2 separate regions of the Homo sapiens genome follow, and region 2 is linked to region 1. The links are chromatin loops, found by intact Hi-C in ENCODE. Cell type or tissue: endothelial cell of umbilical vein. All regions are shown on one strand. Links, peaks and the distances in the headings refer to the core of each region. The heading gives the core; the rest is flanking DNA. Region 1 overlaps GMDS (GDP-mannose 4,6-dehydratase). Region 2 overlaps GMDS (GDP-mannose 4,6-dehydratase).

The links. Hi-C counts contacts between places; a loop is a spot of excess contacts. Peaks named below come from ENCODE experiments on the same cell type or tissue, not always from the same donor. Only the 100,000 strongest peaks of a DNase experiment are listed, where the experiment ranks them.
Region 2: a loop joins it to region 1, with 2.2 times the contacts of the local background. A loop is called at or near these places in 1 of 110 quality-filtered maps.

Annotation. Positions count from the first base shown.
Region 1 is chr6:1,785,139-1,790,524 of GRCh38, forward strand. All of the region lies in intron 7 of GMDS (GDP-mannose 4,6-dehydratase), which reads right to left. Among named protein-coding and RNA genes, the nearest start is that of FOXC1, 180 kb to the left of the region's middle. RefSeq lists an enhancer at 1,647-1,716. In endothelial cell of umbilical vein, for the core only: no CTCF peak of the experiment used is centred there; DNase peaks (open chromatin) are centred at 1,853, 2,313, 2,993 and 4,073; H3K27ac peaks cover 3,374 bases.
Region 2 is chr6:2,025,592-2,030,977 of GRCh38, forward strand. The region is part of intron 4 of GMDS (GDP-mannose 4,6-dehydratase); the gene reads right to left. Among named protein-coding and RNA genes, the nearest start is that of GMDS, 220 kb to the right of the region's middle. In endothelial cell of umbilical vein, for the core only: no CTCF peak of the experiment used is centred there; a DNase peak (open chromatin) is centred at 3,030; H3K27ac peaks cover 706 bases.

The sequences.
Region 1 (5,386 bases), core at 221-5,220:
TAACAGAGAGTTATATTACCTAAACAGGGTTATGTATATAATTCATGAAGCTCTTTGTCTTGCTATAACAAATCTAGGTGGTTAGTAATTGAAAAACAAAATAAAAACGTGTTTTTATTTGTGCTCTTAATAAATCTTCAGCATGGAATGTAAAAAATAAAAAAGAGCTCTAGATGGTAGGTCAAGAAAAATTCTAACAAGTAGCAAGAACAAATTGCCTTAAAACTTGGTAGCTTAAGACCACCATTTCCTATGGTCATGAATTCTTTGGGCCCGCAATTTGGACAGAGGTGTTGTCTGGGGCCTGAGCTGGGAGATTCCACAGCTGGCAGCTGTACTTGTTGGAAAGGCCGTTCACTCCTATGTCTGGAGGTCAGTGCTGACCTCCAGGCCCTTCTACGCAGCCCTCGCCACGTGGGCCCCCTTGGGCATCCTCCCAGGACAATGACTAGATCCCACGAGAGCAAGTCAGGTGGGGCAGTGTTGCCTGCCACGACCTGCCTCAGCACCAGCCCTGTCTTCTCTTCATCTGGGCAGCCATGACCATCCTGCCCAGCATCCTCGGCAGGGAAGGAGGCTCCATCTCCTGATGGGGGTAGCAAGGCTCTGGAAGAGCATGTGGGACTCCAATGTGGTCGTATTTAGAGCATAATCTGCCATAGTGGCTTGGTAGAGCTCATCTCTGTGAGCTTCAGCAGTGCTCATTTTCTGCGCACCATTCAGCACCCTCTTACTCCCAAGAAGGGATGACATTTCCTTTGTGAAAAATGCTCCTGGAAATAAATTCCAATGCAAGTGCTGATGGAGGAGGAGAAGAGGCTCAGCAGAGATGGTTCTTAGTCAGAAATCTGAAATATTAAGGAGTGAGATGTTAAATATGACAGCGGTAAAGGAAAAAAAAATTCACGTAAAACCAGCGTGCTGCTGCTTCAGCGTGATATTCCAGTGCCGTCCGAGAATTTGGAGACGGTGAAGGTCTTGGAAAGTCTTTCTAGTGAAGCTCAAGGTCATATAATCTATGCAGAATGATGTGATTTTAATAACTCCATGAAAATGTTTTATCATTTACAGTTCAATTCAGTTCATCACCAAAATTCATTAAATTGCAGCCATCAATGAGGTTGATAACTGTGATCCAGAAAGATGGAAATGCAATGCCTCAGTAAAAAGCATCCAGGAGGTCTAGAGCCTCGGCTGAGGGAAGCAGCACAGGAAGCAGGGTTGGCTATGGGCAAGCACCAGTAAGAACCAAGGCCAGCAGGCCAGGGAAAGAGTGGGACTCCAGTCTCTGGGAATAGGATGCAAAGACTTAAGACAAGCCCCTCGCACAGCCTGAGCAAGCATAGCAGAGGCTTCATGGGCAGGAGGGGACCTCAGCATCCCAGGCTGGGGCCACACACTGGGGCCAAATGAACTGAACTCTGGCCCTGAGTTTGTGATGGTTCAGGCACTACCTGGAGTGGCGCTGGGCAGTCTCCTCCCTACAGACTGAGCACAACAGAGGCCTGAAAAAGTCTCTGGGCCTGGAAGCTCGAAGCAATGCTGCCCACACTCCCAGGAGCCTGGTTTTGGTTATGAGAGCAGGAGCTGTGGCATCTCCTAAATGAGACAGTTGTATAGCGAAATTATTAAAATCAAGGAAATCTGTCAGTAATTTGTGGTTTTTTTTTTTATCACTGCAGTAAGTTGAAAACTATGATTACAGTGGAAAAGAAAAGAACAAAAGAATGACTACCAGTTACTCAAAATGTACAACGGAAGTGAGTGAGCTGACTGCAGGATTGTGACCATGAGCCACCTCACACGTACCTACAGCCTCGCGCCACTCTGCCAGCGCGTACCCACAGCCAAGGGCCCATCAGCAAGCTCAGCCCCGCAGCCACTCATGACTCTCCAGACTCATCTGTGTCAAAACAAAACTAAAGTTTCCCACTTAATAAAAGCGAAAGGCTAATAGACTTGAACATTTACTGCATGTTTTTGGGTATGCCTTAATCTCTCCCCTGGCTAAGCTGCCATCATATAAATCAGAGTCATGAGTTATCATTGTTCTAGTAGCAATAAAAATAATAATAAAAGCACTGTGAGGTCAGAAAATGTCAAGACCAGTCAGAAAAATGAGCGAGACATAAAACAAAGTATAAAGGACCAGCTAGGATTGGAAAAATTCAGGTACTGTACCTCCAAGTGTACTACAGCAGGAGGTAGCTGCCACTGCTGTTTTATTTAATGAGTCTCCACATAAATCCCAGCTGCTAACCATGTGATAAGTCCATCTCAGAACACGAGAGGCCCCATTCACTATCGGTGTTCAGGCCTGGCTGCCATTAATGGGAATTTCACTTACAGTAAGGGAAAAAACAGATCTTGAAATGTTCTGTTGGATCTAAATTGTTAGCTTTTTAATTTTAGTATCAATTGGTTTGACTCTTTTTTAAACAACAAAATTAATATGCAAAGTCTCTTCATCTAAATACATGAAAAAGGAGAGCGAACAAGTCCTGGATACTTGAAACATTTTTAATGTGAAGAAGGTATAAAAACATTTTCCTGGACACCAAAGACAGAATTCAGACTGCAGAGTAGAAACAAAGCCCACATCAATTTCATAAGCTGCCTGAAATGCGTAAATACAGAAAAGAGGGGATTTTGTTTGGAATATTTTTTGTGGGACACACACACTTTTGTAAACTTTTTAACCCTAAGGTTTTGCTGGCAAATGCATCATTTTTCAAAGAGGAGTGTGTACAGGACTGAAATGTGGACCTCCGCCTGGTGCTGGAGGTGCGGCTAGTGGGAGGTGGCATGGGAGAGTGTGGAGAAGGCAACCCGAGACAGGCAGACTGGGAGCCCAGACCTGCCACTGCCCACCGTGCAGCCTTGGCAGGTTGCTCACCCTTGCTCTCAGTCGCCCAGATGTCAAATTGGAATATTAACATGTGGAGGTTAGACAGGCAATGAGGAAAGGCTTGGCAAGCAAGCCAGAAACAGGCACAGAGAGGAAACCATGAGTCACAAGTAAGGGAGACAGAGGCAAAGACTGGGAGCCGACCAAGGCCACAGTCGGGAGGGCGATCCAGAGTTCAGACCAGGGAGGTGGAGGAACAGGCAGGCTTAAAGAATGCAGGGCAGAATTGCACAGGTAAAGGATGTCTTACGCGTACTGTGTACTCCAATAGATTCTTCAATTTCTTCAAAATTAAAAAGCAATGGGACAAGAGTTAAAGGGAGGCAGTAGCACATGAATGGCTTAATTCTGGGGGCATTTTGTTGGTTCCTAAGAGGTATGCATCAATTCATTCACAGGCTTTACTATCCTGGGGTTTCCTGGCAGAAATGTCTGGGAAGATCTGCCTGGAAATAGTTACAAGAAAGAGGTAGTTTCTGATATTACACTAGCAATGGAAGGGGAACAATAAGACCTGCAGGTGATGACTTCATTACTTCAGGTAAGAGAAAAAGAGCTTCTGTCAGAATTCTCCTTTTTCACAAACCTCTAATTTAGGGCTAACCTTCAATCTAGTCATTAAGAAATATCCAAGTTTCTCAAATGCTGGAATTTGGCTCAAATGCTGTTAATGGAACTCTATATTTTAGGTCAAATAATTTTAACTCTTTCAAAAGCCATTTGTTGGATTTTAGTTAAAATAAAAAAATTAATTAACTTAGATCTCTGGACACCCTTTCATTTTCCTCTATGTGTTAGTGTAAAACTGCAAAGCAATTCTGCTGCTACCCACCTGGAGTTAGGAAGTGACTCTGCAGACTGAAGGGCATGATCCCCAACGAGACAGCCCTCACTTCGGGCACCAGCCCCGGTTTGCGGGTCCCCAGGTCACCTGCACTTATAACCAACTGGTTATAAACCTGAGGGGTCTCCACCTTAAGTTTCATAATTTGCTAGGATGACTCACAGAACTCAGGACACAATAGTCATGTAATGACAGTGTTATTAGAAAGGATACAACTCAGGACCAGCCAAATGAAGGGACAGCAGGGGACGGTCTGGAAGGGCCCCAAAGGCAAAGCTTCCATGTGCTCAAGATGCATCACCCCCTTATTACATCAACGTGTTCACTACCCAGAAGCTGCACTGCCCAGGGTTTCTATTGAGGTTTCATTACATAGTCATGACTGACTGAACCACTGGCCGTATGCTGACCTCACTTGGCTCAAGGCCCTGACTCTCTAAGCCCATGGTTGGCTTATCTAGCTTGGCCAGCCCCCACCCTGAAACCATACAGGGGCCCACCATGAATTACAGAGACGCTCCTATTACTTAGGAAATGCCAAGGATGTAGTCTCCCTCCTAGGAATCAGGACAAAGGCCAAATTCTTTATTATATAAGTTAGATAGAACTTGACAAAAAATTATTTTTTCTTTTTCTTTTTTCTTTTTTTTTTTTTTTTTTTTCCTGACAGGCTCTTGCTCTGTTACCCAGGCTGGAGCACAGTGGTGCGATCACGGCTCCCTGCAGTCTCGACCTCCCAGGCTCAAGCAATCCTCCCACCTTAGCCTCCCTAGTAGCTGGGACTACAGGTGCATGCCACCACACTTGGCTAATTTTTGTGTATTTTTTTTGTAGAGATGGGGTCTCACTATGTTGCCCAGGATAGTCCTGAACTCCTGGGTTCATGTGGTCCTTCCACCTCAGCCTCCCAGTGATGGGATTGTGGGTGTGAGCCACCACACCCAGCCTAAAATTACTTTCTAATTGTATCTTACTGCTGGTAGCATAGCTAAATATTATGCTAGCATTTAAAGAAGTGGCATATCTGTTTAAATAATATCACACTTATATTTATGAGCCTCTATCATTTGTGATCCACTCTGGTATATTCTATCAGTCTTTCCCCATCTCGTATTCATAAAGATACATTTTTCTGTTCCTAAATATATGACATTGCATTTATTGCTATGAAAGTTCTTATTATTTTTGATGAACTGCTTCTCACATTTTCAGAGTCATCCCGAAAACCTCACTCTTTCTGTCAACAATCTTATCAATCCTACTCACTTGGTGAGAAATCCAGAAATAAATGGTCACACTCCAGTATGACAGCTCAGAAAGAAATTTTCAGCATTTAGGGCTTATTAGACAAGCCCCTCTTCTCAAAAAGAAGATGAGCCAATAATTAGCAATAATAATAATAAGAGCTCACAATTACTGAATGCCTCCAAAGTCTCCATGGGAGTTAGGCATGGTCTTACCACAGCCCAGTAGGGCAGACACTACTATTTTCTTTATTTTATAAAGAAGCAAAAGTGAAATGTAGAGAGGCTGAGTAACTTGTTCAGATTCACACAGAAAGTGAAGTTGGCTTTTAAAACTCTTTGACTCTAGCACCTAAACTCGTAGCTGCTGTTGGCTTACCTACCTGTTTT
Region 2 (5,386 bases), core at 172-5,171, 240 kb after region 1:
TTATTATCCAAGTAAATTAAACTAACATACTGCATGAGTAATAAAAAGAAAGTATTTCCTAATACTTGTACCTTAACCTTTGGGTCTATAAATGAATGAATAAAGATGTATATACCATGTAGCCAGCTGCTAAGTCAGTATGTTCTCCAGCAATCTGAATACATGCTTCAAGCTCAACTCAGTATGTACAGAATACAAAATGGAAACAAAGAGGGCAAGTTCTTTCTTAATCCTAAAAAACCGACATAGGAAATTGCCTGAATAATCAGCTCTGTAAATTAGATTATTCTAACAGTCACATGGCAAATTATCATGTCTGCCTTTCTCTAAGATGTTACATCTTTTTTGTTAAAAAAAAGATTTTTAACTGCTACATGGCCACATAGTCCTTAGAACTTTTTTACATTACCAAATAACTTTTTAAATTAATTTTAAGGTTCCTTAGCACATTGTACTCAAATACTCAAGTTTCACTATATTTTTAATGTAAGAGGTTTAACTCTAAGAACAATTACTTTAGTTCAACAGATACCCACCAAAAACGGTGCTCAAAAGGCAAAGGGAGGTCAAAGGCCACCACCTGGTCCTAGGCCAGAGACCCCCTGGGCTTTCTGGCCATGTGGCTCGCTCTTTATCTCAAGGTGTGGAAAGCCTCCCAGCTTCTCTCACTTCAAACTCAAAAAGCTCCATCTAGTCTTAGTTCCCAAGCACACACCTTCACTCTCCATTCATGAGGTTCCATTTGTTCTGCTTTCCCAGTCCTCACACAAGTATCTTCAGAATGTGTCATGGACTTAATGACGTGGAAAATAAGGATAATAATAACACCAAGTCATGCAGAAAGATCTTTGCAATTTACACGAGACATAAAGAGAAGGGTTAACGCACACATCGTTTCTCTTAGCATGATATTCAAAACCACCAGCAGCTGAATCGACATTTTTATTTTCTACGTCACTGGCCATAGACAGAAACTTGTTGTGAATCTCAGTTTTGTAATTTGTACATGTTATCAGAAAAATTGTTTTAATTTTAGCATGAACATTTCCTAAAGTGCTCACAGCCACTCTCAAAACTTCCTGGGAATTCCTCCCAGTGCCTGGTTTGGATAATGCTGATGGATACAGAGCAAAGTGAACTTCATAGAACCCAGTGTCTGTGGATGAGGCAGCCAGCTGCCAGAGCAATAGAGAAGTGGGATGTCAGTGCATATTAATCAAGCCGAAATTATATACTTTGTAACTTGACTATTACAGCTTCATTAGTTTATTGAATATTGCCCACATGAAGACCTTTGTACTAATTCTGAGATGTTACCAAGAAATAGGAAATGAGGTAAATACATTTTCCAAGGAACACAGATCATATAAGAAATAATAATATCAAAGAAAATATACCAAAAAATCCCCCAGAAATTATGGAATACATTTTAGCATGTACATAATCAAAAGCATAATGGTAAACTAAGAACAGGAACCAGAGAATATAGTTTGAAACAAGATCATTGTGTCTAAATGGCTCCATGAAGAAGAGGACCCTGGCTGGTACTCTGGAAGTTGTAGCATTCTGATCTTATGAAGCGAGGGAGAATGAAGTCCTTGGAGAAAAACGTGGAACAGGTGGACACAGCCAGAGGAAGGAGCGAACACATTTTGGGCAAGGACATTCTCTGTGTGAGACTGGCTGCATGGGCAGAACAAGTGAAGGTAATGGGAGAAAAAAGGCAGCCAGATATAGAGAGATTCACAGGTAGAAAGCTCTGCAACCCAGGGCTTAATTAATATTTTCTTTTCCTTTGAGTTTAGCATGCTCAGAAAGGGGCTAAGGTGATTTTATTTTAAAGCAGGGAATTTGAAAGATTTTTATTTGAATATATAAAATATGCAGAGATGGAGGGAGAAATTCTTGCAAGTCCAGGAGAAAAGTGTTAGGGTTTGGAATAGGAAGAGAAATCATCAACATAATGATAAGCATATTTGGCAGGAGTGAGAAACAACAGCAGAACTTACTGCTCTATGAACATGGCAGCTAAAGGCAAGGAAGATTCTTCCAGAAACAAATGTAAGGAAATAGCAGAGTACAAGACAGTTATTAGAAAACAGGGTAAATAGCATGTAATAATACAGACACAGCAAGAAGCCATAAATTTACATTTCATAAAGTTTATGAAAAGTTTTTATTAAAAATATATTTTTAACGGAAAGTAAAAACTTCACAAAATGATCTGCAAAATTTGAACATGTACAGTAGAAGAAAATGGAGGTTTTGTCATATTAATCAAATTGGCTTTCTATCATGATACAATATATAAACTCATTGCCACTGCAGAGTCCTGTTCTTCTACACTTTTGGACTCTTAAAAAAATTCTAGTGTCTATAGTTCTTTGAACAAAGGTTTAAAAAAAGCTTCAAAACTTTAAAGAAAAACAGAACTCTTGGCGAAAGCTACTATTAAAGGGCCCGCCTTAAAAAAATCTAGCTTGTAAAACAATATCTTACATATTTCAATGAATTCTGATTTAGATCTCCATTTTAGCTTCTTTGAACAAACATCTTTATGTGTAAAATGAATACTTTTGTTCACACAAACAGCGCCTCATTCCATTTAGTTTAATTCATAAGACTGCTTAGCATATGACATTGATATAAACTCACCTTATAAGATTAAAAGAAGCACAGACAAGTTCACTTAAGTTAAATATGTTTTAAGTTTCTCTAAGTGAAGAAAAGCTAAACACATTTTTAAACCCTAAATCATTTAGCTTCTGCAATTATCTCATCTACCAGAACTCTAAAATCAATTTGACTGGACTTTCATTTATGCTTTATAATAGGAAAAAATGACACATTTCCAAATTTAATTAACCAAAACAAAAATTCTTAGGACACCCCATGTAATTCTGAGTGGACTAAACAATACATCTTCGTCGCTCAGGACAAAAGGTCATTTGGAAGGGATGTACCTTTAAGGGTTTACAAAGGCTTGATCTTCAGTCTTGTAACGAAAGAGGAAGCACATCTCAGCAGAGGAAGGATGCCCACTTTAAATAAGGAAATGGGCTTGCAGGATGCACACATGCTGCTTTCTATTAATGATAAGCACAGTCTACAAAAAGAGCCTCAGAATGCTTTAACTTTCATGTAGAATACCTGCAGAGAATGTCTAACATAAACAAAACGACAAGTAATGTGTCCACTCACCGTTTTATGAAATGATTTATGTGTTCATAATAGAGGCTAGTAAATACTAACGACTATATTCCAGTTAACAGCTGTAATTACTGGTGTGATGATTGTATGCCAGGATCCATGCCAATAATGTTTTGGGAGCAAAGCATACTTTAGGGGTTTATGAGGATGATTATACAAGATAGATGGCTCTGCTGGGTGATTTTTTTTCTTTCTTTCTTTTTTTTTTAACCAGAGGGAATGAGATGGCAGAAATTAAGACCTTTACCATACCTTTTTTAAAAAATAGATAATTATATATGTTTAAGAACTGGAAAGCATTTTGTTAAAGTTTAATCTCTTTCAAGACAGAAAGTAAATCCAATCAAAATCCCAGCAAATATTAATCTAAATTTAATTGTGGACATCACCTTTTGGCTTCTTCCATCTCTGCCTGTGTCTGTGTGTGTCTGTCTCTCACACACATATATTTACACACACACCCTAACCAGATATTTTGCAACTACATTAAAATAAATCATAACCTTTATTTAATTACTCAGCAGGTGACTGTCCGGTTTGTCAACCTGCCCTGTCTCTGACTCCCCTCAAATTCCTTCTCACCACCTATCAGTAATCCTTGGGGCATTCTGCTATTTCTTAACACCTCAACTAAGAGATATTAAAAGCAGATAAATTATCTACCTGGCAAAAATTTACTGCAAATTGTCCAGGGTATTGGTAATTTCCCAGAATTATGTCTGCATTGACAGGACAGTTTTGCCAACTGCACCTGCAGTCCAGCCCAACCTCTCCTCCCAGTATAAGTGGCAAACTTAAAAAGGCTGGAAACACTTTGCTCATTTTACAAGACTTGTGTCAGGCATCACTTCTATTATGAAATAATCTTGAATTGTGTTCTGGAGGGATCTGGGGCCAACCCCATGCTGGATCACATAAGTCTTACTAAGTGTATGCTTGGATTCCATGTGTCACCCCAAAAGAAAAGCTTATCTTTAACAAATTTATTTAAAATTTTGACATCAAAATATTCCAAAGAAATATTTTGAAGAAGGTACTTTAATTTAAATATAAATTTAAATTTTGTGTCATTTTGAATTATATATTGGGGTGTACAGGAGCAGCATGTAATACTATCTTCTGTGCTGGGGGCCTCCTAAGGATTTTACTCGGTCCTAGTCAAACCTCTACAATAAAAACAGATAGCATGCATTACATCCAACTCGTGAACTGCCTTTCTCCCAGTGATATGAAGACAGTCCAGAGAAGGGGGCAGGTTGGAGGAGGAGGGAAGCGGGTGCCCACACAGAGATCAACACACAGCCCATGTGGTTCCCACAGCATGCTCTGCACAACCAGACAGATCCATCACTGCTGGTTACTGTCCATCTCCTCCACAAGAGTCTGTGGGTTTGGTCTTTGCAAGATCATTTCGAAATTAAAAGTGGACAAAGATAATATATGCCCACATCTTCTTAAAGTATGTGTGGGGGTGGTGCATGGGAACACCTGTGTCAAATTTGTGATGCTGGAGAGCCAAGAAAAAGATAAGGGAGGCAAATCTGAATCTGGTGGTTGTAAAGCACCTGGAGGAAATTTTGCTGTTCTTTCTCCAGCATCTGCGAATTTGTAGGACGAGGTTAAGAGGGAGCACACAACTTCCAATGTTGTCCCAACTTCTATTTTACATGGACCTTGCTCCCTACATAAAATGCATATAAAACCCTTTCTTATTTAAATTTCCCAAGGATTTGCAGCAGTTTGTACAACACATTTGGCCACAGTAAGTCTCAGGGCTCTAAATGACCTCTGGGGATGAATGACATGTGCACACAGAAGAATTTATAAGACTCACTCTATAACAGTTCCTTTGGAACTATTACTTTCTGAGGGTGAAGGTAACAGATTTTTTTTAAGTAGTACAGTTGACAAACTATGCATTGGCTCCAAACAAGGCCGTGTGCGCTAGATAAACATAGTAAAACTGTTATAAAGTGGTTCGCTAAATTGTAGCTATACTGTAGCTCAAAATGTATTGCTTGGGACATAGTGATATATAGCATATGTTTCACTAAAATGTGAAAAAGCCTAGAACACAAGTATTATCTTTGTGACTCAACACCAATACAATAACAAGGATTTTCTCCAATTCCTTTTATAAACAAAATAAATTATTACTGTATCAACTCTCTCACAC